Regions from separate parts of the Homo sapiens genome. Here region 1 is linked to region 2. Evidence: read pairs that join two places in POLR2A ChIA-PET (ENCODE). Cell type or tissue: GM12878. All regions are shown on one strand. Each heading gives the region's core, and the rest is flanking DNA. Links, peaks and the distances in the headings are about the cores only. Region 1 has its middle 100 kb from the start of GRPR. Region 2 holds the start of GRPR (gastrin releasing peptide receptor).

Region 1 (12,505 bases), core at 7,120-9,619, 90 kb before region 2:
AGAAAATGACCCTTCAGTTTCTAGTTTTTGGTGAGCACAATACACATATTACATATACATAAATATATATACCACAATATACATGTAACACATACATTAATGTGATCGTATGTATATAAGTGAGATGAAGGCAAAGGAGACTTCATTTATGTACACGGCCTTTTATTCACATGAATAGTAATCAGAGTGTCAAAAAAGGAAATCTTGAAAATAATGCTAATGTAAGTGTTTTCAGCAAATATATGTCTTTAGAATATATATGCTTTAGTAACACATAAATACATTCCTGTTCTAAAAACAGAGGTGTCTAGACTCAAAAGTGAATGTCTTATTCCCCACAGAGCAAGCACTACCCCCTCTCCAATTTCCCATTTGCCTCCAGAGAAGTAATTGCTGTTAACAGTTTGGTGTATACTCTTCCAGGCTAGTGTCTATAAATTTACATACATTAATATGTAAAAGTACAAATATAGTTTTTAAAGCATAAACGGGATTCTTCTGTGCATACTTTTATATACCCTACTTTTTTCATTTAAAAGTTTCTTGGAGATATTTCAATTTCAGTATATAAGAAACTGTTCCCATTTTAAAATTTGTTGCATAAAATTTATAGAATGGATGTATTATATTTGAAATATCCAATCTAAGCTCATCTTGCACTGCTGCTAAGAATTTTTCATAGTTATTATGAACACATATCACAACTGCCTTCTGTACCAAGTAAGCTTCATGGACCACTTCCTGCCCACCTGGGTCTGTAATCTAAGATAACCTTGACACAAATATATATTGAGAATAAATTCTCTTTATGTATCAAGAGTCTTGACACTTTTTTTTTTATTATGAGGCTTATCTTAAATTCTCTTGCTAAATTGTATAGGAAGAGAGCTTAAAGAGGAATAGGATATTTACATAGTCCCAGAGTATCTCCTCACCAGTTACTTATTAGTTATGAAAGGAAAATCTATATGGTGAAGGAACAAAACTTTAACCAAATGACCAAAATTAGCATCACCAGTAAGGCCAAATGGGCATCACATGCCTCTGGCTATGAGACCTTGGGAAAGATACAACATCACTTATGTGATATTCTTACTAGATATGCATTACTTGGATCAAATCATGAGAAAACATTAGATAAACCTATATGAAGGGACATTCTGTAAAATAAGTCCCCTATACACTTTAAAATAATGAATGAAATATAAATACTGATGAAAGAGGCTTAGGAACTGTTTCTGATTAAAGGATAGTAAATATACATGGCAACTAAATGTAATGTGTGATTCTGGACTGGATCCTGTACTAGAAAAGAATTGCTATAAAGTACATTGTTGGGATAACCAATAAAATTGGAATATGGACTATAGATTAGATAAAAATACTGTATCGATGCTAAATTTCCTAATTTCAATAACTGCACTGTGGTCATGCAAGATTATATGTTGGAAATATTTTAGGCTATGTTAGGAAATACAGAAAATACGCACTGAGGGATTAAGGAGTAAATGAATATGAATATGTCTGCACATGGTTCAGAAAAAAGTATATGTCTGTCTCTCTGTGTGAATGTGTGTGTGTAGACAGAGAGAGGGACTATAACATGAATGTGGCAGATTATTTTAAATGAGTGACTATGGACATGGATAACAGGTACAAGTAAATTCTTTTTGCTATTTTTGCAACTGTTCTCTAAAATTTAAATTATTTCAAATTAAAACATTGAAGTACATGTTTTGGTTTCAAGACTGTAAAGAAACCTGCAGTGGATAAGTCATGCATTGAAGTTCATTCAAGAGATGGACGTAGAGTCTAGTTCAACCTCTTGTCTTCTTGGGGTGAGCTCTGATTACAGGACTTTAAGGAATGGTTCTTTTTCAATAGGTTTTCCGGAGGTATTTTATGTATCTTACAATTAGGAACTGTCAAAACACTTCAGTTTCAGAAATACAAACAGCTGAGAAGCTGTTAATTTTCAGAGGCAGGAGGAAAACTTGTATTTTCAGTGGTAAGTTATTGTTTTAATAAAACATTGTCTTGCATCAACCTGTTGTACTAATTCTCCTTTTCAGGGGCTTTTCACTAAGCTGTGCCTATGCAGATAGATAAGGTTGCCCCACTTTTAATTCTTTACTTTTTGTAATGCTGATGGAGTTTGTGAACAATGGCTCAAGTGAGCATGGCTTAAGTTTAGAGAAACATAAAAACATAGAAATTATTTTAAAAGACCTATAATCTCTCCTGCTAATCTACCTGTGAATTGCTCCAAGGAACTGGGAATAGCAATTATTTTAACAGCTTTATTGAGATATAATTCACATACATACATTTTACCTATTTAAAGTGTACAATTCAATAGTTTTTAACATATTCCCAGAGATGCAACTACCCCCACAATCTAATTCTAGAGCATTTTCATTTGCCTCTAAAGAAATCCTGTATCCATTAACAGTCATTCTTCATTTGCTGCTCCCCCTTGCCCTAGGCAACCACTAACCTACTTTCTGTGTCTCTGGATTAGCCTATTCTGGACATCTCATATAAACTGAATCATATAATGTGTGGTCCTTTGTGTCTGGCTTCTTTCATTTACATGATGTTTTCAAGGCTAATTCATGTTGTAGTGTGTATCAGGACTTCATTTCTTTTTATTGTCAAATAATAGCTCATCATGTGGATATATGAATTATGTAATTTATAATTATGAATAATGTTGCTATGAACATTGTGCGGATGTGTTTTACTTTTCCTTGCATATATATCTATGAGTGGAATTGCTGGATCATGTGATAACTCTGTGTTTAACATCTTGAGGAACTGCCAGACTGTTTTCCACCATGGCTGCATCATTTTACATTCCCACTAGCAATGTTTAACAAGGCTTTCAATTTCTCCACTTGTTATTGTTTGTCTTTTTTATTACAACCATCCTACCGAGTGTAAAGTGGAATCTCATTGTGATGTGGGTTTGCATTTCCCTAATGACTAATGATGTTGAGCATCTTTTCATATGCTTATCAGCCATTTTTATATCTTCTTTAGAGAAATATCTATTTAGGTCCTTTGCCAATTTTTAATTGGATTATTTATCTTTTTATAAGTGAGTTGTAAGACTTTATATATTCTAGATACAAGTTCATTATTGGATATATAATTGACAATAGAAATTTACACAAGTTGGCCATCATTTGGCTGCTTTTCTTCACTTAAAAATTTCTTGGATATATTTCAATTTCAGTACATATGGTCCAGTCTCAATTTTTAAAAGGACTGTTTCAAAAAGTACAGATACTCCCCTACTTATGATGGGGTTACATCCTGTAAAACCTATTATAAGCTGAAAATATTGAAAATGCATTTAATACACCTAACCTACTGAACATAATAGCCTACTTTAGCCTAACTTAAACTACTCAAAATGCTTACATTAGCCTACAGTTGGCGAACATCATCTGGCAACAAAGTACACTGTAGAGTATCCATTGTTTACCCTGTTGATCGTGATCACCTGGTTGAGTGGGAGCTACAGCTTGCTGGCAATGCCCAGCATCTTGAGGAGGGTATCATTAGCCCAGGAAAATATCAAAGTTAAAAATTTGAAGTATAATTTCTACTGAATGTGTATCATACCATTGTAAAATTGAAAAATTGTGAGTCAAACCATGTTAAGTTAGCAATCATCTGTATTTTATAGAATGTGTGTGCCATGTTTGAAATATCCCCTAGTAATTGCCCCTTGAATGAAGGCTTCTGTTTGTATATTCTTATAGGACAGCTTCTGAACCATACTCTTATCTCTTCCACATTTTGAGGGTATTAGTTGAATCCACTCTACTAGATTCACGCTCTCTAAGATTGAGGAGCATGTACTCTGCATCTCTTTGAATGTGTGTGGTGTTTTCTCACCAGAGCATTTAGCATATACCACTCTGTTGTTTGCTAAATTTAGAGTAGATGATTCTCACTGGCTCTTTGTCAACTCTTACGATGTGGTTCGGCTGTGTCCCCACCCAAATCTCGTCTTGAATTCCCACATGTTGTGGGAGGGACCTGGTGGCAGGAAATTGAATCATGGGGGCAAGTCTTTCCGTGCTGTTCTTATGATAGTGAATAAGTCTCTGATGGTTTTAAAAATGGGAGTCTCCCTGCACAAGCTCTCTTCACTTGTCTCTCGCCTTGTGAGACATGCCTTTCATTTTCCACCATAATTGTGAGGCCTCCCCAGCCACGTGGAACTGTAAGTCCATTAAATCTATTTCTTTTGTAAATTGCCCAGTCTCGGGTATGTCTTTATCAGCAGCATGAAAATGGACTAATACATCATAAAGTCAAATACTTTTCCTCTTTGGGTTTTGTTTTACAATTATGAAATACGTCATCTTAGAGTTGGAATAAATCCCATGGTTTCTCTAGTCCAGTGGAACGCAAAGTGTGGTCCACAGACTGGTGCCAGATTATAGCCTCTTATTGGCCATGATGATTGAGTAGAGGCATGGAGAGTTAAGTGTTTAGAAACTTTTATTGTATTTGATATTGCCATTATAGCCAAACACATGATTTCATATCATACACAAATATCAGACCATAATAGATTAGAAATTCTAAGAAGTCCTTCACCAAAGACAGTTCAGAAATAGTGCAATGTGTCCCCACAGCAAAAGTCCCTTCTGCAGCCAACTAAGTAGAATTTACTTAATCAGTGTAGCTTATTAATTCAAGCAAGACTTATTCAGTTCCTACAACCTGTACTATACTGTTTAAGCTTGCAGGCCCGTATCTTGGTTTTCACTTCCTAGATACGTGGATGTGGAGAGGGTTCTTAATCTCTCTGGGCCACAGTTTCCCACTCTATAAAATGGGTAAATAAGACTTAGTCTCATAGGGTTGCTTTAAGGAATAAATGAATAAACCTATATAAAGTACTAGAACAGTCCCTGGTACAAGATAATCATTCAATAAATGATATAGAAGTTGACAATGATGCTAATGATGGAGATAGAGATGCTGGGTATTGTGGGTACAATTACGTAGAGGCAACAGCCTTTGCTATCCAGTAGCTAATGGGGGAGTATAGACAAAGAGACAATTTCAGTGCAGTAAGTTCTGAGACAGGGTGAGTACACAGGGTATCCAGTTTTGTCCTAGAGGGCATATTAGTTAGTGTAAAGTTGCTGTAACAGAGACCTCAAATACAGTGACATAAAGACTATAGAAGTGTATTTCTCTTTCACCTAATATTTCCGAAGTGAATAGTTATGTTAGTAATGTAGACTGACTCCTGTAACAAACAATTCCCAAATCTGAGAGACTGAAGACAATAAAATGCTTATTTCTTGATCACATCATGGTCTCATCAGGTGATTAGATAAGTGTCCTTCCTTGTGGTCATTTAGGAACCCAGGCTCCCTGGCTCTCTTTGGGTGACTTGTGTCTATAAAGTGGGGGAGAATGAATGGATTTTGAAGGATGACTAATTGCTGCCACAGGGATCCATTAATGGTATAATATAGCAGGAGGCCAGAACATGGGGAAATGGGGATGTGGGGATGACAAGAGGTAAGGCTGTAGAGGCATAGAGAGAACAGATCATAAAAGACCTTGAATGCCAAGTTAAGGAGGCTGGACATATATAAATGATAGAGGAATGGGGATAGGAATACAGTCTGGTTCTTTTTTTTTTAAGTTTTGAAAAGACACTCTGGCTGTAACATAAAGAGAATTTTGGAGAGACACAAGAGGGTACCAGTTAGAATCAAATCTATTACATTAATCGAGGCAGAAGATGATGGCTTGAATCAAGGTGGTATCTAATAGAGAAAATTAGATGGCTCTGAAGGGAATATCTTCAAGACTTGCAGACTAATGGACTAAGGAGAACTGGTAAGAATGACAGTGGGGACCATAATGACATCCTGCCAACAATTCTCTGACATGGGGAAACCAAGGAGGAGGGTATAGGAGGTGGGCCAAAGTGGGGCATTATAAATCAGGGTTTGACTTCATTGAGTTTCAGGTTACTTGGGAGTTTTCCAATGAAGCTGTCCAGTTGGTCTTTGGTGAAAGAGACATGGATTTCAGAAGACAGAGATCTATACTAGAACTAAGGTCCCGCAGTGTACAAATGGCAGTTAGAGCAATGGGAGTCACTAAAAGGATACCATGTAGAAAAGATACCATGTAGAATGAGAATAGAGTAGACCCAAGACAGAGGCTGGTGGAGCATTAGTGTACGTCATATAAAAGAGAGATCACAAAGGAGGCTTAAAGAGTGGCCAGAGGACTCAGAGAGGTCTCAAGAGAATGTGATATCAGAGAAACCAAGGAAAGACACGATTTCAAAAAGGACAGTCTAGTCAACAGTGTCATGTAAGAGAAACTGCAAAGAGCATCACTGAACTTATCCACAGTGACTTTACAAAGACCAATTTGTGTGGCTTGGTGGGAGCAGAAGCCAGACTGGGTGGACTGATAGGAGGGTGAAGGCTATGGAGGGCATATAACAAGTGCACACCACTCTTTCAGAAAGTCAGTCTTCAAAGAGGATGAGAGAAAGAGCCAGTAGCTTAGTGGAATATGAGGTTGAGGAATTTTGCTTTATGTACATAATGGGAGAAAACTATGCATGGCTGCCAACTAGAAAATGAGGTTGGGTGAAGATAAAGGTGAGAAAGGGCATAATAAATGGAGGTGGGAAAGGAATCAAGAGCATCATGGATGAGATTAGCCTTGAATATGAGTTCCCTTCCCCATGAGTCATTTCCTTTGTGGATGACTAAACAATAGAACTGTATTTCTTATACTGAGGGGAAATATATTTCCTTATAACTCTCATCTATTAGTCTTATTTCTGCTTCCTCAGCTCTTATATGGCTGCAATTCTGTTTCCTCTTCAGTTTCTTCTGTAAACATCCATAGTTCCTTCAAACATTTTTCATATGATTTGATCTCAAGCTTTCATTTGAGCAATGTTCAGCTTAAAATGTCAAGCCCAGAACTGTCAAAAAGCTTTCCAGATGTGGTTTGGCATATGCAGTACCAAGCCCACTGTTTATGTTTTCTTTCTTAATCTGAATATTAATATATTTAGTATTACACAATAATTGCAATTATGAGCAATTTTTTTCCTAAAAATGTCACACTATACAAACATTTCTTACGTGCTTATAAATAATTAAGACCCCCAAGTCTTTTTTCCAGAAACTGCTTTTTAACCAGATCTTCCATGTTAAAAGCTTAGTATGGGTCTCAAGTTTCTCTCTGCTAGTTTTGACTTATTCCAAGCTGTCACCCTATTGGATAGGAAATGGACTCTGACATCCAATATATTTTACTCTCTCCCAGTCAGTGCTATCAACTTCAACATTCACAATGCTGTTGTGGGAGGCAGAATTCTAAGATGATGCCCATGATTCTCACCCCCCGGTATCCACACTGTGGTGTAGTTCTCTCCCCTTGAGTGAGGGTGGAATCTGGGACTTGCTTCTAGATAATAAAGTATGGCAAACGTGAAGGGATTTTGCAGATGTAATGAAGGTCCCTTAGCAGTTGTCTTTGAGCTAATCAAAAGGGAGATTATCCTGGGTGGGCTTGACCTACCCAGAGGAGCCCTTTAAAAAAGGGTCCAGACCTTCTGGAAGATGAGACCTGAAGCAGGATGTCTCTTCTGATGATTTTGAAGAAACAAACAACCATACTGTAAACAAGCTATGGAATGGGTGGTCTCTAGGTTGAGAGCCTCAGTTCTCCAACCGCAAGGAACTAAACTCTGCCAACAACCTGAATGAGCTTGGAAGAAGTCCTTGAGTCCTATGATGAGACCACTGCTCCTGCCTTGATTGCAGAGGACCCAGCTAAAGCCCCACAAAACGGTGAGTTAATAAATGTATGTCGTTCTAAGCCACTAAGTTTGTTTTTCATTTGTTATGCATGATAGGAAATGAATGTACTTGTCTTGAGCATTACCGTCCATGTTTTGGGTAAGAGAGTTGGACTGCACAGGGAGAGAGCACTATCTGTTTGAGACTCCCTCCTCCACTTCTCACCTGTGGCTTCCATAGCATCCCTGATGCTATTTGCCCACCCAGGCTAATGAACTTCACTTGGTGAGAGGTAGAAAACATCACTGTAGTGCACCATATATTAGCTTCTGAGCCAGAAAAAAATAGAGGACATACTGAAAACCAGTTATGTTCGTATTGTATACTACTGTGGTACTTATTAACCATCCTGCTGACTCATTCTGTGACAAAGCACCTGAATCATGCATTAGCAGACCGTCTCTGTCATTGTGAGAGAGCCATTTGCCTCAAAATAAAGAATGTCTGTTAATATTCTGGGCAAACTTGAGACTCTTGACTGAGAGGCCAACCCTGCCCTCTCATTAGTACTTTGTGGGTGTCAAGACTTTCGTTAAAATTCCACTTCCTTTAATGTGGTCACCTTGGCATGCTTTTTGAATGAGTTTAGTGGCTTAGGGAGGATTGGTTTTTCCAAATACTAGGCAAGAATGCAGAAAGTAATTGGATTTGGTATACTTCGTAGCATTTCATCGGATTGCTTTGAGAAGAGCTCTTAAAGAAAGGCTTTATTTAAATCAGAACAAAGAGGGAGATTCAGCTGGAGGCACTGATGAGCTTCTATGGGATTCTATGACTAATGCTGCATGTCTATACCAGGCTTCCATGTAGACGGATATTATGACATTAGTGTGTGTAAACTCCACAGTGCTGAGGGAGGAGGGGAAGATGGTCACCCCACTCCATTTAAGAAAGTTTGTAGGAATGTAGTGAGAATCCAGGAGGCTGAATGGATTTTATGTTGCTTCATGAACAAGTGAGCAGAAAACTTCAGTTTTTGGGTGATTTTGTATCTCAGAGATGCTTTCAGGCAATAGCTCTGCACCCAGCATAAGCAGGCTGTCTCAACCTTAGCACTACTGACATTTAGGGCCAAGTAATTCCTTCTGTTTTTGTTTGTTTGTTTGTTTGTTTTTTGAGTTAGGGTCTCATAGGGTCTTGCTCTGTCACCCACGCTAGAGTACAGTGGTGTGATCATAGCTCACTGAAACCTCGAACTCCTGGGTTCAAGCGATCTTCCCACCTCAGCCTCCCCAGTACCTGGGACTACAGGTATGTGCCACCATGCCCAGCTAAGTTTTTCTATTTTTGTAGAGACAGGGTCTCACGATATGGGCCAGGCTGGTGTCGAACTCCTGGACTCAAGTGATCCTCCCACATTGGCCTCCCAAAATGTTGGGATTACTGGTGTGAGCCACCATGCCTGGCCCATTTAGTATAAATTTCAAGAAGTGAGTTAGTTGCCAGATCAAAAGAGCAGAATAATCTTAACACTCTTGATTTATATTGTCCAAATACTCCCCAAAAAAGTTGTATCAATATTCACTCCCAACAGCATATGAGAATCATTTGTTGCTTAGTATTCACATAGTTAACATTCACTGACACTGCGTATTTTTTAAGTATCAGGAATATATCTTTAAAATTGTCACTAATTATAATCTGTTCAATTTTGTATTTCTTATTTGAATATGAGTTTGTCTAATGACCAGGGAATTCACAGTTACTACTACCAATAATAAAAAATAGTCACATTGAAAACCCAGAGAAAAGTGAGCGAATATGGTTTTCCTTTCTGAGTTTTTGCTACTGCTTTCCTAAAACCTACTGTCCTGCTGGGACCATTCCTACAATTTCCAATCTAATTCCAACCTTCTTATAGGAGAGATGTGATCAAGAGCATGTTTGTTCAAGAGTTTCTACTCTATACACACAAAAAAACAGAGGATTGAATTGTCATTGAGCCAATTTGTTTTTGCCAATAATTGGGAAGAGCCTCAGATATCAACAAATCAAATACTTAGAGAGAAGGCTGTTGAAAAACTGGAAAGAAAGATCTAAAATGTCATGAATTTGTCCATGGATGTTCAGTTAATTATTCACTATAAGAGGTAATTTTCAATTCATCAAACCACTATCTATATTTATTGTTCTTAAGGAAGGTGAAGCACCAGCTTCTAATTAAGAAAACTAGCCTGGCTAATCTAACAAAATGGAAGTAAGAGGTTGAAGCCATTTACAGAACTTAGTTTCCTGCTGTTCATTCTGACTTGCCCAAGCTTCCTGATAGTAATGAAATTTTCTTCAGGTGGAAGACCAAGACTTGGGAGAGAAATTGAGCACGGAAAATCAATACTAAGTTTCAGTGGTTCCTGACCAGAACATTAAGCTCCTTTTTATGGCTCAGAAAGAAACAGATCCAAGTGACTCAGTCCCTTCTCCCTGGTTGGTGGGCGACTTCACAAACAATATTAGATTTTGGTTTCTTTAAAAACTATACAATTCACTCAAGTCTGAGAGGTTATTTTTTTTCAATGGTATAAATACTGACAAGATTTTCATCTTTAATTGGGTTGGCATTTTAATTAGGTATTAACTTTGTTCATGAAAACGAAGATGAAAGTAATTATTTAGGCTGCAGCCTTTTGAGAGGATAACACTTGTCAATAACATCAGAAAATGTTGGCAGTGAGGAAGGTCAGAAATGACCTCTGATCTTTTCTCACAGGATGTGCTATGAATTTGATGTTGTTAAGTATGTTAGTAAAAGAAAAATGAATGTAGTCCAGTTTGGAAAAGGTTTTCTTTCAATCCTGTAAGTAGATGATCTAAATCTTTTTTCTTCTTCAAAATTGCTGAAGATCTGTTTTATAATTTATATGTATCTATACGTTAACTGCATTGTATGCATATGTATGTATATATGTATTTGTATTCACATTACTCTAGAGCATTGGTTGGCAAACTATGGCCTGAGGGCTGAATGCAGCCTACCACCTGTTTTTTTTTTTCTTTCAAGACTGAGTCTTGCTCTATTGCCCAGGCTGGAGTGCAGTGGCACGATCTCGGCTCACTGCAACCTCCACCTCCGAGGTTCAAGCGATTCTCATGCCTCAGCTTCCCAAGTAGCAGGGATTACAGGCATGTGCCACCATGCCAGCTAATTTTTGTATTTTTAGTAGAGATGGGGTTTCACCATGTTGGCCAGGCTGATCTCGAACTCCTGACCTCAGGTGATCCGCCCACCTCGGCCTCCCAAAGTGCTGGGATTACAGGCGTGAGCCACTGCACCCGGCCCTGTTTTCAAAAATAACGTTTTATTGGAACAAGGCCATGCCCATTTGTTTATGTATTGTCTGTGCCTGATTTTATGCTACAATGACAGAGTTGAATAATTTTGACAGAGACTGTATGGCCCTTTGTAGAAAAAGGTGTACATATCCCTGTTCTAGAGCCAGATCTTTGTACTTGGCACATATTTGAATCAGAAGAGAATAAGTATTCATATAAAAATCTCTACTTATGAATATGGAAGGCCCTTGTTGGCATGGAGGAAAGAATGTGTAGAAGCATGAGAAGAGAAGCTCAGAATGTTATTAGAGGCCTCTAATAAAGAATTGAAGAGAAAACCATCAACTAAACTAAATCGTCAACTGAGAATTAATGAAAACTTTACCAAAAAGCCTATGAACATGCATATGCCGTTGGCCTTCTGTATTTGTGGGCTCTCCATCCATAGATTCAAGCAAAATATTTTTAAAAAAAACAATAAAAATAATAATACAATAATAAATAATACAAATAAAAACCCAACATAGTATTGTTATAGCTAGACAGGCATGAGCAGGGGGCAGGAGAGGGCTCTCGCCCCCACCCACTAGAAATGTAGGGTGATGGTTTGGCAATTATTGCATTGCCTCTCTAAAAATGACAATTTGGCAGCCAGGGAGAGACGAGCTCCTGATGGTCCACACCTGTTAACATTAAGTGTTAATTGAATGCAGGCCCCAGGGAGAAGCAGCTTCTTGGCCATGCGTGTTGAGACAAAATGACAAAGTATGACATTCCAGGGACGCACGCCACCAGAAAAGGAAGAAAGCCTCAGATGGGCATACGTATAACTCCCTAAACACACTGCGCATGCTCAATTCCCAAGGGTAAGGAGGGCACCGTGCACGCTGAAAGCCCACCCTAAGGGAAGAATCATGGGAAAGAGGCGAGCCTGTAAAGTCCCAGGGTCAAGGTTAAAGGGATCTCTTTTCTCTCCTTGACTTTAAGGCACTACTTGGGTCTCTTCCAAGCGAGTTTTCCTTGCTTTCCTGTTCTAAAGCTTTGTAAATAAACTTCCATTTCTGCTCTGCAACTTGCCTCAGTCTTTCTCTGCTTTATGGCCCTCAGTCGAACTCTTTCTTCTGAGGAGACAAGGGCTGAAGTTGCTGTGGACTCATACAGATTCACTGCCAGTAACTCAGGGTAACTCAGATCTCTGTTACCACAGCAATTTACAGAGCCTTTACATTGTATTAGGTATTATAAATAATCTAGAGATTACTTATAAACTCCTTAGTATAGAGATTAAATTATAAAGAGATTACTTAAAATCTCTATAATTTAAAGTATATGGGAGTATGTGCATAGGTTATATGCAA
Region 2 (16,412 bases), core at 5,275-7,774:
GACCATTTCTTATATATGTTTACATGCACTGCATTGTTATTACCTTGAGTAGGTCAGTGGAATGAGTGGGTGAAAGGAAGGATGGATGCATTGATAGATGAATAGCTGGATAATAAATTGATGGATGGGTGGAAAGATGGATGCATGGATGGAGGACAGATGAATAATAGACGAAGAAGTACATGGATGAGTGAGTGGATGTGTGAATAAATGTAATAGCAGTTTAAAAAGTCATTTTTCCGTGATACTTTAGTTCCTTATAGGCATAAATTACCCAAGAGTCGCATTCAATTAATAGTCATTTTACCATTCCATGCCTTATTAGAACTTTAACATCCCTTCTCATCATATCATGAATTAGAACAAAATTTATCTTATTCACCAGTAAGATGTATTTCTCCCAGTCAAATTTATTAATACACATAAACCTCCTTATCAAATAATTTGTTTTGTCTGTCCAAAAAAAGAGTACTGATTATGGCTTTGTATTAGGTCGTTCTTGCATTGCCATAAAGAAATACCCGAGGCTGAGTAATTTATTAAAAAAAGAGGTTTAATTGGCTCATGGTTCTGCAGGATTTACAGGAAGCATGGTGCCAACATCTGCTCAGCTTCTGGGGAGGCTTCAGCAAGCTTACAATCATGGCAGAAGGCAAAGGTGGAGCAGGCACATCACATGGTAAAAGCAGGAGCAAGAAAGAGAGAGAGCGCGAGGTGCTACACTTGTTTTGTTGTTGTTGTTGTTGTTTGTTTTTTTTTTTAGGGGGGACGGAGTTCTGCTCTTGTTTCCCAGGCTGGAGTGCAATGGCGTGATCTCAACTCACTGCAACCTCCGCCTCCCGGGTTCAAGAGATTCTCCTGCCTCAGCCTCCCAAGTAGCAGGGATTACAGATATGTGTCACCACGCCCGGCTAATTTTGTATTTTTAGTAGAGACAGGGTTTCTCCATGTTGGTCAGGCTGGTCTTGAACTCCTGACCTCAGGTGATCCTCCCGCCTCAGCCTCCCAAAGTGCTGGGATTACAGGCATGAGCCACTGCGCCTGGCCTTAGGTACTACACTTTTAAACAGCCAGATCTCATGAGAAGTCACTCACTATCTCAAGGACAGCATGAAGAGAATGATGCTAAACCATTCATGAGAAATCCACCTCCATGATCCAATTACCTCCCATCAGGCCCCACCTCCAATACTGGGAATTAAAATTCAACATGAGATTTGGGCGGGGACACATATGCAAACTATATAAGGCATATAATTTTTATTATATATATTTTATATATTTATATATTTTATATTTATTTATTATTTAGTCACATAAATACAGTGTGCTTATAGAGAAAAAAACAAACTTTCCCATAAAAGATGGGAAAAGCTAATTTTATACAAATGTGGCTCAAAAGACCACAATGGAGTTGGCTGAATATCAAGTGCAAAATTTGACAATGATACTGGGAAAAAGAGCTACTGTTTATTGAATATTTCTACGTGTCATTTAATTTTCACAACTACCTTGTGAGTTAGAGATTATTTCTACTTTATAAATAATAAGATGATATCATTTATAGATAAAGAAATATAAATACATAGAGATTCTGAATCTTGCTGAAAGTCACACATGGGGAAACCAAGATTGACAGTTGCAGTATTGTTGCCAATTCAACATAGTTCAGACTTGTGCTTTTTCCTCCTTTTCTTGGGATGCACACATGGCCACCACCAAGGAGGAAGAACTAGGAAGTAATTACATTGTTCCTATACCAAAGCTTTAAACAGAGAAAAATTGGAGTAAGTGTGTCCCCACTCCCCAGTCCACAGGCCCTAATAACATCAACAGCTTGAAGCTAGAAGTCATAACTATCTCAGTTTTCCACTTTGCAAATCAGGGACTAGAAAGGAGAGGAGACTGAGGAGAGAGGAAAATAAAGGGAATGGAAGAGAAGAGGGCTCTGGGAAATCTCAGGATTAACTTTAACAAAGGCAAAACCAGAGTCTTTCCTTCTTACTCTTTCTCCTGCCGGGCCTATTGACTATTAATCAGATTTAACTGCAAGTCATTCACTTCTTAAGAAGAGGTGTCTAGGAAAAGAAAAGAACATGGCCTGCTGTTTTCAGATACAGCATATTCCATAGCATTGTACTTAAGAGATAGGCTGAGTTTGCATCCCAGCCCTATTCCGTTTTAGATATGTGACTTTTAACCTCTCTGTACCTCTGATGCCTCATCTGTGAAATGGATGCAATTATACTACCTACTTCATTGTGTTGCTGTAAGGATCAAATAAATAATTCACATGTAGCTTTAAGCCAAGACCTGTCATTAATATTCAGTAGATGTCAATAGTGATAATAATGATCATGATGGAAAAAAAAGATCACGATGGTGGTTGTGATGCGATGGGACAATTTTGTCTGAAGAACTCTAGGAAGGCTTTGTAGAAGAGTGACATTTCAGCTTGGCATAAAACAATGAGAAGCTTGCCAGCTGAAGGAGAGAGTGAAGAATATTTAGGGCATTTCAAGCAGCATGTGAGAAAAAATTATAGGGCAGTAAAAGAGCCTACCTAAAAATAACAAGCACTTCTGTGTGGCTGCATTCACTACATTTTTGATTGTCTTAGGAATTTCTTTTCTCTTCTTTCTTTCTTTTCTTTTCTTTTCTTTTTTCTTTTCTTTTTTTTTTTTTTTGAGACAGGTTCTCACTTTGTTGCCCAGGCTGGAGTACAGTAGCACAATCTTGGCTCACTGCAACCTCTGCCTCCTGGGTTCAAGAGATTCTCCTGCCTCAGTCTCCCAAGTAGCTGGGACTACAGGCGTGTGCCACCACACCCGCTAACTTTTGTATTTTTAGTAGAGACAGGGTTTCACCATGTTGGCCAGGCTGGTCTCCAACTCCTGACCTCAAGTGATCCACTCACCTTGGCCTCTCAAAGTGCTGGGATTACAGGTGTGAGCCATCGCGCCTGGATGATTGTCTTAGGAATTTCTTAAAGGGGAATATTAACTTGAGAATCACCTTCATGGAAGAGGCTATTGAAAACACGAATGTTTTACCTTAATAGAGATGCTCTTTAACTTACTATGGGGTTACTTCCTGATAAACCCATCTTAAGTTGAAAATATCATTAAGTGAAAAATACATTAAATACTCCTAGCTTACTGAACATCATAGCTTTAGTCTAGCCTATCTTGAACGTGCTCAGAACACTTTCATTAGCCTATAGCTGGGAAAAATCATCTAACACAAAGCCTATTTTATAACAAAGTGTCGAGTAGCTCATGTAATTTATTGAATATCATGCTGAAAGTTAAAAAGAGAATGGCTGTATAGGTACTGGAGGTGTGGTTTCTACTGAACGCATATTGTTTTTGCAGCATCGTAAAGTAAAAAAGTTGTTAAGTCGAACCATCTTAAGTCAGGGATCATCTGTACTGAGAGACCTCACATACAAGAAAGACAAGGGAGGAGCAAAGACATTGTTCAAATGATTGGCCTTGAAATTTGATTATTTTCCTCCACCTTCAATGTTAGAAGTATCAGCAAAGTAGATTTTATTCCTGTGCCAGGTAGGTCCTCCCTGGAAAGCAGAAACTGAATTAGAATTAGGTAAGAAAGCGGTATGTTGCACAGGTGATAACTGTGAAAGATAAAAGGGTTATGAAGCAGATTTGGCTAGGGAGAGCCTTGGACAACGAAGCAGCTCTGACAAAGTCTCCACCAACCCAATGGGAAGCTCTGTAGCAAAGATTGCCCATTAGAAGAGTCTCCCGTTGGGCAGAAATGACCAGGTTGTAGGTCTTCTGCCATGCTGAGTCTTTGGCTGAGGGCTGCCTTGGAAGAGCATGGCTTCAGCTAGAGAGTTCAGGTGGATTTAAAAGGCACTGACTAGCTGGAGGTTCTTAGCAAACTGTACTCTTTGCTGCTAACAACGTGTTTTTTCTTGATGGGAGATCTGAGTGGTGCATCTTTGTGGATGCCATAGTTCTTCTGATGAAATGTCTCTTTAGAGAGCTTTATGGCCGGCGGGGTGGAAGGAGAGAAATATGTAAACTATCAGGAGACCTGGTTTCCGACCATCACTCAACATTAGTTTACTGTAACAGTCTCTTTCTCTCTTTTTAGTGGCTTGACACAACAATGATTTATTTAGCTTTCAATTCTGTGAGTCAGAAATTTGGGTTGGACTTAGGTGGTGGTTCTCAGTGAGTCTCAGTTGGACCCATTCATGCATCTATAGTTAGTGATTGGGATAGCTGAGGGACGTTTGGTGTTTATAACCTCAGATGTGATCGCTTGCTATTACTTCATGTGGCCTCTCATCCTCCAGCAGGCTAGCCTGTGTTCAACCACAAGGTGGTGGCAAAATTAAGCATGCTAGGATTCTTGAGACCTAGGTTATAGCTGGCACAAGGCTATTTCTAGTGCATTTTTCTGGGGAAAAAATGTCATAAAGGCCAGAATAAATAGAGAGTTAGTCTCTACATTTTAATGGGAAGAGCATCAAGGTCTTATTTCAAGCAAGTGTGGATACAGTGATGCAGAATGTGTGTACATTTTCACAATTTGTCATACTCTATAAGAGAAGTATTAAAATTAGGTTTATGTGAAGATAAATAAGACAAGGTCTTTGCATTCCAGAAGCTCTATAATATGATTAAAAGATATTGCATGTCGTAGAAACTGGGATGACAAAAATGCAATAAGAATGTAGATAAAAATAAATATTGTACTGTGACAGTCTCTTAACCTCTGTGCATCTCAGTTTTCTCAGCTATGAAGGGGTGGGGGAATCTATTTGAAATTTTAAAAATATCTGATTTCAGATAGCAAAAATTCTTATTCAGAAATTGCATGGAACTAGAATGGTATTAAGAGCATGAAATCTGTGCCAGATTGCCTGAGTTTGAAACCAGGCTTTAGCATTGACTAATTGTGTCATCTTGGGTGAATTATAAAACCTCGCTGGAGCTTGGTTTCCTCATTCTTAAAATGGGATTAATAATAGTACCTTCCTAATAGGGTTCAAAATCTAAAGAGCTATAAAGCATTTAGAATAGTGCCTGGCACATAGTGAATACTCAGCAAATGCTAATTCTAACTCCTACCCTTCTACAAATACATGTTCTCACATACAAACACTCTTGAATAAACCTGGATTTTGGAGTGAGAATTTAAGGGGTGAATGTGCCCATGTTAGGTTTGGCAGTAGCTATATCTAAGGAAAAACTTTGGTACTACTTTTCGTGTGTCCTAGTTTCTGAGAAAGGGTAAAAAGCATTTTTCTTCCAGAGTACAGTTTATGTTGCTTCTGGATTGCCTAGTAACAAAAGCCTCTCCTCATTCTTTTTCTGCTCTGATTGTTTTTACCTCAACAATTTAATTGAAAGTTAAAAAAAATTATTGAGTTCTGCCTCCCCGACCAGTTGAAGTCACTGAATCTCAATCAAAATGCTTCAGAAACCTATAAACATCATAGCCTGTTGTAACCTACTCAGAGTTATTAACTTTCTATTTTTTAAAAAATTTTTGTATGCTTGGCAACCAGGCTTTCTTTGCTATGGACATAATGAGGCTTCACCCTTAAGTCAGCCTTATAGCCTGGGGGGTCTGGTCAATCTCTTTTCAAAGGCAGTATTTCCACACTTTTAGGCCTTTGATTAAGGAAATCAAATGTGTGTTGGTAAGTTCTTCTCATGGTACAAAACCCAAAGAGGAAGACTATTATTAATCATAATCATCAGAAGGAGAGTTTACAAGTGAAGGAAGAGGAATGAACACTTTTGGATGACTAGAGTGAAGTCTCTAATTCCAACATAGCAAATTAGCTCTTCATTTTGAAAGGTGGCACTTCACTGCTGGTGAAGGGATATAGAAGTGGGGTTAGGACAGGGAGTGGGGTGCACTAGAAGGAGATGAAATACAACTTAGCAAGCCTTGCTCTAATCCTGTGAGAAGCCTCTTTGCCATGGGATCAGAAATGGGGGCATTTTCATTATTGCTAAGAGTCACCCTGAAGCCTAGCAGTGTTTTCAGTAAAACATTGCATAATTTGCTTCATGTTTCCATGAGGATGTTTTATCTTGTTTATTGAAAGAGGAAGTACAGTTGAGGACCTGTCATCATTAGGAACTAGTGAGTTTCTGCTTTTCTCTATTCCACATCTTAAATTATTTTGATATTAAAGAAATGTGACTATAGACATGAGACAGGAACTGAGCATCCTGTTTATTTCTCTAGAGGCGAAAAAAAAAAAAAAACCCAAAAACAAAAAACACAAGATACCGTTGCCGAGAAAGAAATAGAAACCACAGCTGCTGGATTCTCCTTATTGGTTTTTTTCCACCAGTCTTTCAGCTCCCTAATTCTTTATCCCTAGTTTCTACTTGTTTCAGTGCACTTTTTTCTTCATTTTCCTATTTGTCCATTTCACCTCCCAGGAGAACTCTGAGTCATAACTATCCCTCTAGTTCTCTCCCTTGTCCCCTGAGAGATGATGTGGTCTAGTGGTTACGCACCCAATTACAGAAACACGCTTCTTAACCATGTAACTGCAGGCGAGGTGCTTGCCCTTTCTATGCCTCATTTTCTCATCTGTAAAAGGAATGTAAATAGTCCTATATCATAGGGTGGTTGTAAGGATTCCATGAGAGAACACACGTAAAGCATCTGGAATCAATATTGGCTCTATTATTATATCCTCTGTCCTCACCCCTTTCCACAGATCCTGTAATACTCATTATCTATCTGGATATATATTTGGTTGCTGTGGGACACTAGCAGAATTTAAAATACACTAATATGCCCACGGGGAGGAATGAGGAAAGATTGGGGTGGTCAGTAAAAACAGCAAATCAGTCTACTTCCCTACTGCGTCGAAGAGTCATTTTCCTGCACTGACAATCCACTAGCTACTCTGAAACAAATTCCATTCTAAGTCATGTGCATTTCATGGCACTTCAATCTTGGACCTCCAGGTTGATTGATGTGGAGGAGAGGAAATGCATATCTGAATGGCTGGAATGATACTACCACCCTTTCAGGGAAGAGTTTCACTTTGCACCACCCAGCCAAGACCTCAAAGATATGTGAATAGTTACTTTGTTGGCATTATTAACCATGTTAATAATTAATTACATTTATTAGACGTTGTAAAAACTTTTTATAGTGCAGAATTTAAAATATATACAAAAATAGACAGATGCATAACATGGGCACCCACATACTTTTCACCTGTCTTCAGCAAGTATCAACTCAGGGCCAATCCTGTTTCATTTTTGTCCCTACCCACTTCTCTACTTTCCATATGATTTTGAAGCAAATCCTGGCTATCATGTCATTTTATCCATAAATATTTCAGCAAGTTTTCCTGAAACAGAATCAGCAAACTCTGGCCTGTGGGCTAACCTCCTATTTTGCAAATAAAGTTTATTAGAACAAAGTCACACCCATTCATTTACCTACTGTCTATTGGCTGCTTTCCCAGCAGGGACAGGCACACTGTGGTCCACAAAGCCTAAAATATTTACTATTTGGCCCCTTAAGAAAAAGCATGCTCACCCGTGCTTTAAAAGATAAGGACTTTTAAAAACACAACTACAATATGGTTATCACACCTAAAAAATGTGATAATTTACTACAAAGTCACTTAAAATTGTTTAGGACCTTACATCTTTTTAAATGCCTTCGTATGTGTTATCTCATTTGAATCTTGCAACAATCTCTGTGAGCTAAGAAGGAGAACCCTAGTGTCATTTAAATCCCTTTTATATATATGAAAAAATGGAAGAGTAGAGTTTAAAAGTAACTTCATCAAAGGCAGGCAGCTAATAAGCAATTTGAATAGAATTCAGCCTCGGATACCTTGTTGTGGGGCAATCAGATGCTTAAATTCTGCAGTTTGTGAATGATAAATTCCCTGTGTATTTCTCAGCTGTTCCATTTCAAGAGTATTTGACTTGAAGAACTTGGTATGGGATATATATTTCAGACATGACTTGGAGTTAATTTAAGGTGAGCCTCCTTCAAGCAGTAAAAATAACAGGGTTTTTATATTGAGTGAGAGTTCCCATGGAACCACTCTGAGTTTGAAGTGCCATAGTGGCGCTTGGAGAAAAATCTACGGATAAGCCTGTTTTCTAGCATCTTCCTTAGAGAAGAACATGGTGTGTTATTTTACGACCAAAGACAAAAGGTGAAATGTGAGGTTTGGATTCATTTTAGTTGCATGAGCACCCATAGTCTGGGGGTGCATCCCGGCCATTTTGTCCCATAAAGCTGGCTGGAAACAAAAATAAAAGCCAGACTGCTCATGAGAAACCTGATGGCATTTTTATTGGTTTGCCCATGAGATGATAACACCTTTGAGAAGAGAATCCAAGAGAGCATATAAAAGTGGAAAATAGTCACAGAAAGTCCAATCATACTTTGGAAACTCTAAGAACATTAGTTTCCATTTTTATATGACCAGAAACCTACTGTACAATCAAAGGTCCTTGCTGAAGCAGGTTCCAGATTTTATATATGAAAAAAATGGAAGCATAGAGTTTAAAAGTAACTTCATCAAAGGCAGGCAGCTAATAAGCAGTTTGAATAGAATTCAGCCTCTGATATCTTGTGGTGGGGAATCAGAAGCTTAAATTCTGCAGTATGTGAAATTCTGCTGGAGCAGGTTCCATTGTTTAAAAACAATGCTGGTTTCTGTTACAAAATAGCTTTCTTTCAATACATTGAAAACATTCTTCCTAGTTAGGCAATTAGCTACTTGAGGGCAGGAACCATTGTTTGCTAATTTTTGTATTTCTGGGACCTAGAGCTTGGGCTGGCTGGGAAAGGAACTTAATATAAATGGCTGGGCGTGGTGGCTCACGCCTGTAATCCCTGCACTTTGGGAGGCCGAGGCAGATGGCTCACGAAGTCAGGAGATCGAGACCATCCTGGCCAACATGGTGAAACTCCATCTCTACTAAAATGCAAAAAAAAAAAAAAAAAAAAAAAAAAATTAGCTGGGCCTGTTGGCACACACCTGTAGTACCAGCTACTCGGGAGGCTGAGGCAGAGGAATCGCTTGGGTTGCAGTGAGCCGAGATCGTGCCACTGCACTCCAGCCTGGCAACAGAGTGAGACTTTGTCTCAAAAAAAAAAAAAAAAAAAAAAAAAAAAAGAATGGTGTCAAATGGCTACAAAATGTCAACATTATTACTTATTTAGCTGTGAGTAAAATCATACTTTTAGCAATGAAAAAAAATCTATCACCCCAAATACAACTTTACAGTGGAGAAATCCTAGCAGATACCACCTTAATCAACCTCACCACTGATAACCTCAGGTTAACCTCACCACCGATAAATCATATGGATAATCGTGTACCCTGTAGTATGCTAAATAATGGCTCCCAAAGATATCCACCCCCTAATCCCCAGAACCTGTGAATATGTTCCCTTATATGGCAAAAGGGACATTGCAGACAAAATTAAATTAAGGATCTAGAGATGGGAAGATTGTCCTGATTATCCAGATGGGCCCATTATACCACAAGGGCTCTTATAAGTGGGAGGCAGTGGGAGATTTGACTGCAGAAGAAAAGGCAATTTGACAACAGAAGCAGAGATTGGAGTGATGTGGCCACAAGCCAAAGAATACTGGGAACCACCAGCAGCTGGAAGAAGCAAGGAACAATTCTCCATAGGACCTCCAGAAGGAGCCTGCCCTGCCAACACTCTGAATTTAGCCCTGTAAGGCTCATTTCTGACTTCTGGTCTCCAGAGTTGTAAGAGAATACATTTTTCTTGTTTTAAGCCACTAAGCTTGGGGTAATTTGTTACAGTAGCAACTAATACATACTCCCTGATAGGAAGTGATGAGAAGGGTGCCTTACCTCTTATGGTTTTTCTCCCCCAAATTTATATCCCTAGTCAAGTCATGAAAATATACCAGGCAAACCCCAATGAAGGGACATTCTACAAAATACCTGACCAATATTCTTCAAAAATATCAAGGTCAGGAAAAACAGGAAAGTCTGAGAAACTGTCGCAGCTAGGAGGAGCTAAGGAATCATGTTGATTACATGCAATATAGTATCTTGGATTGGACCCTGGAACAGAAAATGACAGTAATGGAAAGACTGGTGAAGTTTGAATAAAATATGTAGTTTAGATAATAGTGTTATATCAATGCTAATTTCTTCATTTTGTAACATTTTAATAATAGAGGAAGCTACGTGAGGGGCATACAGGAACTCTTTGTACCGTCTTTGTGACTTTTCCATAAACTGAAAGACATTTCAAAATCTAACATTTAAAGAGGAATCCATGCCAGCAACATGTTTTCTTTTCAGACATCTGTTATTAGAGATGGAAATAATATAGGAATGTATTTCAGGGAGTCTAGGACTGTGCTGATCGAACCCTCTCAGGGGAGAGGAAGAAAAGGCTAGAAACAGATGGCTGAGGGTAGAGAAACAGTACCACTCTCATTTGCCTTCCATGCTCCTGGTGGTGCTAATGCATCAAGTTGTCCTGGGGCATAGGCAAGGGGAAAATGTTCCTGTACTTTATGAATGGAGAATCCATAGCACAGAACAGTTCAGTAACAAATAATGTTCATTGAATTTATTTTACTTGTCCAAGTTCACTGAGCAGATGCAGAAATGAAATATAAACGGTCTAATTTCCAGGTATATGGTGGCTGAGCAAGAAAGTTCAGTTCATTTACAATATTTTAAAAATACATATTTTGATCCAGATAAGAAACTTTGGTGTTGCAGAATGACAAATGAATTTCAGTGTGCACAACCTTTCTAGATTTGACCATACTTTCCTTCCCTCACACCCTGTATGACCACTCCAGGTTTAACTCAGGTTTATAGCACTTGCCTTTTCTGGTCTTCCTCTTCTGTTTTCTTTTGTCTTTGGGGTGGTTTTCTTTTCTTCCTCTTCTCCATCCATTCTACTTACCAGGTGTTACCTGTGGGTGCATAACAAATTACCATAAAACAATGGGTTAAAACAACAAACATTTATTAACTCATGGTCTCTGTGGATCAGGAATTTAACAGTGGCTTGGCTGGGTGATTCTGGCTCAGGGTCTTTCATGAAGCTGCAGTCAGAGAGTCAGCTGGGGCTGCAGTTATGTGAAGGCTTGACTGGGGATGGATGATCCATTTCCAAAATGACTGACTCACATAGCTCTGGACAGGAGGTTTCAGTTCCTCCCCATGTGGATCTGTCCATAAGGTCACTTGAGTATCCTCATGACATGGCTGCTGATTTCCTTCAGAGCAAGTGATCCAAGGAGAGAGTGCAAAGAGGAAGCTGCAATGTCCCTTATCATCTAGTCTTGGAAGTTACACACTATTCCTGCTGTGTCATTCTATTTGTTAGAAGCAAGTCACTAAGTAAAGCTCACACTTAAGGGGTGGAGGTGGGGGTTAAATTAATCTACATCTCTTGAAGCAAAGAGTACTGAGAACTGGCGAATATATTTTAACCACCACACCAGGTGTTCTCCTAGCCTCAGATGTGTCTGAGAATTTCGTCTTCCTCTTTAGGCTTTCTCTTGGCATCTACATTTACTTCTGCAGTTTCATGTGACTCAAAATGAAACCCAATTCATTTTTTCCTTCCAGAAGACTCCTCTCATCTTTCTTCTAAGTTTTTAAGCCCCATAAAAAGTCACAGAATGTTGAGAAAAGAAAAGGGAACTTGAAACGATCCCAGCATTACAGGATCTGGATAGAGTCATCTGCCTCTTTTGTTCCTGCTGCAGTACTAAAATTTGACATCTCTGATTCTTCTCAAGCAAGAGTTGCTGCAGTCTTTTGAGCAGCTTCTCCGTGGTGCTGTCACAAATCTAATATTGAAATCACGCTTAGTCTTCACTGACTTTTACCACATAATCTTCTTCTCAAAGCCTAACTTCACTTGATTCTCTGTGATTCTTTTACTGTACATTTAAACTATTTGGCATTCAGGGTTCTAGTTCTCAACCAGTCCTCTTAATTATTTACTTCTATGCTTTCAGACTTCACCTCTCATTTTCCATTGGCTTTCTTACATTCCCTTGTTCATCTAGCAAACTCAATATGCCTGAAGCCAAATTCAGCCTTTCCCTCCAGAAGCTTCCCTTTTGACCTTGCTCATAGCCAGTGGGAAGAGGCTTTGTCTCCACACTCTGTGGTCCCATTGAATCTACCTGTTCTCCTAAATTCTATCAAGTCACTGTTGCCCACCTCATGTTAGAGCCCCACAGAAAATCCAGTCTTTTGGAAAGATGAAAAAGGTGACTCTATTGACTGAAATAGAAACAGAAGTGACAACCCTGTCCCAACACATAAGAAAAGATGCTGAGTCATACTCCAATTCTATTCAGAAATTGGACTCCCTGGGGACAGAGATTTTATATTACATTTGTTCCATGTCATGTTCACATGTCAGAGGCATCTCATGTTCACCAGTAAATAAAAAGCTAAGCAAATGTCTGAATACGTTTGGTGTTTGGTGTTCCGGCTCTGCCGGAAGGTGACACATAATGGTAGGGATGGAAAGAGTCATTATAGTTAATTAGTTGAAATGACATAGAAATTATGGAATTAGCTTTTTTTTTTTTTTTTTTTTTTTTGAGAGGGAGTCTTGCTCTGTCGCACAGGCTGGAGTGCAGTGGCACGATCTCGGCTCACTGCAAGCTCTGCCTCCTGGGTTCACGCCATTCTCCTGCCTCAGCCTCCCAAGTAGCTGGGACTACAGGTGCCCATCACCACGCTTGGTTAATTTTTTGTATTTTTAGTACAGACGGGGTTTCACTGTGTTAGCCAGGATGGTCTCGATCTCCTGACCTCATGATCCACCCGCCTCGGCCTCCCAAAGTGCTGGGATTACATGCGTGAGCCACCGCACCTGGCCCGAATTAGCTTTTTAAAGCATCCTTGATCCCCGAAAATATTAGATGTCAAACCTCAACGCACCTTTACTCCTAAAATACCATTAGAAGAATCTATAGTGCTGTGGAACACATAATGCTAACACCAGCTATGAGAAATCAATATCTATCAGCATCCCCTTAACTTACATTGGAAGAAACACTAACCACCCAATTAGATTTAAGTAGTGAGGCTGACTCAGCACACAGGGGTGTCTAAAGAAATAAAGGGAAACAACATCCAGAAGTTCTCTTTGTGAACCAAAAATATGCCTTTTAGACCAAACTTCTTAGCAAGAATACAAGATCCATCACAATCTCACCCAAACCTGCTTCTAGCTGCATTTCACGCTGTTCTTTTTCCACCCCTGTCTTCCAATCTGGGTGACCCTCTGGATTTATAGATGTCCCTCTGCTCAATGTCATGCTCTTTCCTTTATGCCTTGATCCTAGGCACATATGATTTTCTTCATTCAAAAGACCTTGTCAACACTTAACCTTTAAAGATATCGTCTTTTCTGGAGAAAAGGTAGTTGCTTCACTCCAGAGAGGGGTTGGGGTCTAAAGAGCTGTGAGAGTACACATCTTCATGCTATTTTTCTCAGCCTCTTGCTCAGTGCCTGGCAACTGGTAGATGTTTGATAAATTTTTTTCAAGTAAATAAAGGAGTTGCTAATTCACTCGTATGAGTGCTTGCCTATTGATCTGAGGTCAATCACTCTTCTGAACTCATTGGGCTTTTCCAAAGTAAGCCTTTCCCCCTCAATCTAATAATGATAATAATAATAAGTGCTAATATTAATTGAGCACTTACTATGTGCCAAATACTATGCAATCTTAACATGAATCATTTCATCTAACTTCATAAGTTCTCCTCACCCTGCAGATGAGGAACCTGAAGCTTAAGACACTAAGTAACTTGCCATAATTATAAATGAGGGAGCCAGGATTGAAGCAGAGCCTGTGTACTGTATCATTAAGCTATATTGCTGGCAACTAATCAACACCACTGGGCTCATGGCTATTGGCTGGTTACTGGTGCTACTGATCTCTGCCGAGAAGCTCTTCCACCTCTAGCCATGCAGCATCAGTCTCCCTCCTGCTGGCAGAGAGGGGCGCTGAGCCTTTCATATTTACATAGAAAGCATGGCAGCAGCCTCAGTGTTGGAACCTGCCACTGGAAATGTCCATAACAACACAGTTGGGGGCTTTCTTTGTGGGCCCTGGCATGGTAAGTGCAAGTTTTGTTATTCCTTATGGGTTCTGAAAAATGAGACTTCACCTGTTAGTGACTGGCTTCACGTCATGTACCTGGAGGAGCTGGCTTCACATACGTCATAAAGATGCACTCTAATAATGTATTTAGAAGTTGTTGGCTAAAGGTCTAAGCCTGATTCTAATAGCACTTCCTCAATTAAGCTTTTTCTAGCACTCCTTCAACGATAACTTACTTCTTTTACCACCCACTCAATTCCTCAGTATTGTATCTATCACGCTTTTATAGTTCTTTATTTTCCACACAGGGCTATAAAGAGGATATTTGCTATAAAACATGGCAAACATTCAATTAAAAATGCAAATAGCTGCATCAAAATGCCGATTCATAAAATTTTTAGATCAGATGAGAAAAGACCCATTTTTCTGGAAAAGACTATTGATCATTGAGAGTTAAGAATACAGCTGGTTCCCAATTTAATTTCTCCCTGGTAAACAGAATAGGAATGGCTTGGCAAATCTACAGGAAAGAACATGTGTGCATTGTGCTTCTGGCTTTTCCAGATGTCAGTTGCTGAAGGTTTAAGGTGTGAGTCTGTGCATGTGTTTCTGAGGATCAGTCCCTGTTCAAAGAGGCAGTGGGAAGACTGAGTGGGATAACTCACACATGGACACCCTGTGCATCAGTGTGCGTTTAATTCAAAGACAGACCTCATTTGATAGCAATATTGACATGTCATTCTAATGAATTAGAAAAAATGAGAAAATGGGATGTAAATCCCCATCTGGATTCATGGGGATAGTATCAGAAAGATTTTCAGTGCCTTTGCAGAATGCTAGCAACATTTATTAAATACCTACCCTAGGTGCTATGTGCTTACATGAGAAGCCAAAGGTATCTGTTAAGCTAGGTAGGAACTGCAGTCGGCTGGTTGCTTCTCATCTGGAGAAAGCAGGCAACTGGGCAGTGATTGAAGTGTCCAGCAGGGGGCTGGCATTCTCTGTCTATAAGTAACACTGGTTCCTCTTCAGAGCCTCAGCTCAGCGGAGCTGCCGTTTGCTGGTGAAGCCCGTGACGTGCAAAGCATCCTGCCTATAGGATTTGAGGATTTCTCAGTGCAGTTTTTTTCTACCCACTTTAAACCTCCAGATTCTAAATATCAGGAAAGACGCTGTGGGAAAATAGCAGGCCAAAAGTTCTTAGTAAACTGCAGCCAGGGAGACTCAGACTAGAATGGAGGTAGAAAGAACTGATGCAGAGTGGGTTTAATTCTAAGCCTTTTTGTGGCTAAGTTTTGTTGTTGTTAACTTATTGAATTTAGAGTTGTATTGCACTGGTCATGTGAAAGCCAGAGCAGCACCAGTGTCAAAATAGTGACAGAGAGTTTTGAATACCATAGTTAGTATATATGTACTCAGAGTATTTTTATTAAAGAAGGCAAAGAGCCCGGCATAGATCTTATCTTCATCTTCACTCGGTTGCAAAATCAATAGTTAAGAAATAGCATCTAAGGGAACTTTTAGGTGGGAAAAAAAATCTAGAGATGGCTCTAAATGACTGTTTCCTTCTGAACTTGGAGGTGGACCATTTCATGCACTGCAACATCTCCAGTCACAGTGCGGATCTCCCCGTGAACGATGACTGGTCCCACCCGGGGATCCTCTATGTCATCCCTGCAGTTTATGGGGTTATCATTCTGATAGGCCTCATTGGCAACATCACTTTGATCAAGATCTTCTGTACAGTCAAGTCCATGCGAAACGTTCCAAACCTGTTCATTTCCAGTCTGGCTTTGGGAGACCTGCTCCTCCTAATAACGTGTGCTCCAGTGGATGCCAGCAGGTACCTGGCTGACAGATGGCTATTTGGCAGGATTGGCTGCAAACTGATCCCCTTTATACAGCTTACCTCTGTTGGGGTGTCTGTCTTCACACTCACGGCGCTCTCGGCAGACAGGTAAGTACAGGCTGAAAGTTACATGCTCTCCAAGGGTGATAGACGCCTGGGTAAATGAACTACCATGTCGGGACAGGGAGCTGATTGCACAAGGGAAGTTTTACTCAAACACGGATTCCCTTCCAGGCAGGTTTTTATTCTGGGTATGACTTCTTGAGTGTAACATATTGGTTTAAGAAAGAAAAGTGAATGATGGGGACAGAAGGAGACAGATGAGAAAAAAAAAATCTCTAAGCAGAAAACTGAGGTGCCTTTTTCTGGAGACATATCTATTTAGCATTGCCTTTTCCTAACTTCTCCCTCCTTGCAAAATTAATTGACCAGTGAG

What was found. Peaks named below come from ENCODE experiments on the same cell type or tissue, not always from the same donor. Only the 100,000 strongest peaks of a DNase experiment are listed, where the experiment ranks them.
Region 1: POLR2A ChIA-PET joins it to region 2 with 8 read pairs; 2 of 35 experiments call an interaction of 5 or more read pairs at or near these places.

The regions. Positions count from the first base shown.
Region 1 is chrX:16,016,003-16,028,507 of GRCh38, forward strand. No RefSeq gene overlaps it. Among named protein-coding and RNA genes, the nearest start is that of GRPR, 100 kb to the right of the region's middle. In GM12878, for the core only: no CTCF peak of the experiment used is centred there; a DNase peak (open chromatin) is centred at 8,279; H3K27ac peaks cover 444 bases.
Region 2 is chrX:16,108,283-16,124,694 of GRCh38, forward strand. It overlaps GRPR (gastrin releasing peptide receptor), which reads left to right and starts at 15,283. Exons shown (of 3, transcript NM_005314.3): 1 at 15,283-16,084. The coding sequence starts at 15,672. RefSeq lists enhancers at 11,527-11,666, 14,984-15,278. In GM12878, for the core only: no CTCF peak of the experiment used is centred there; no DNase peak of the experiment used is centred there.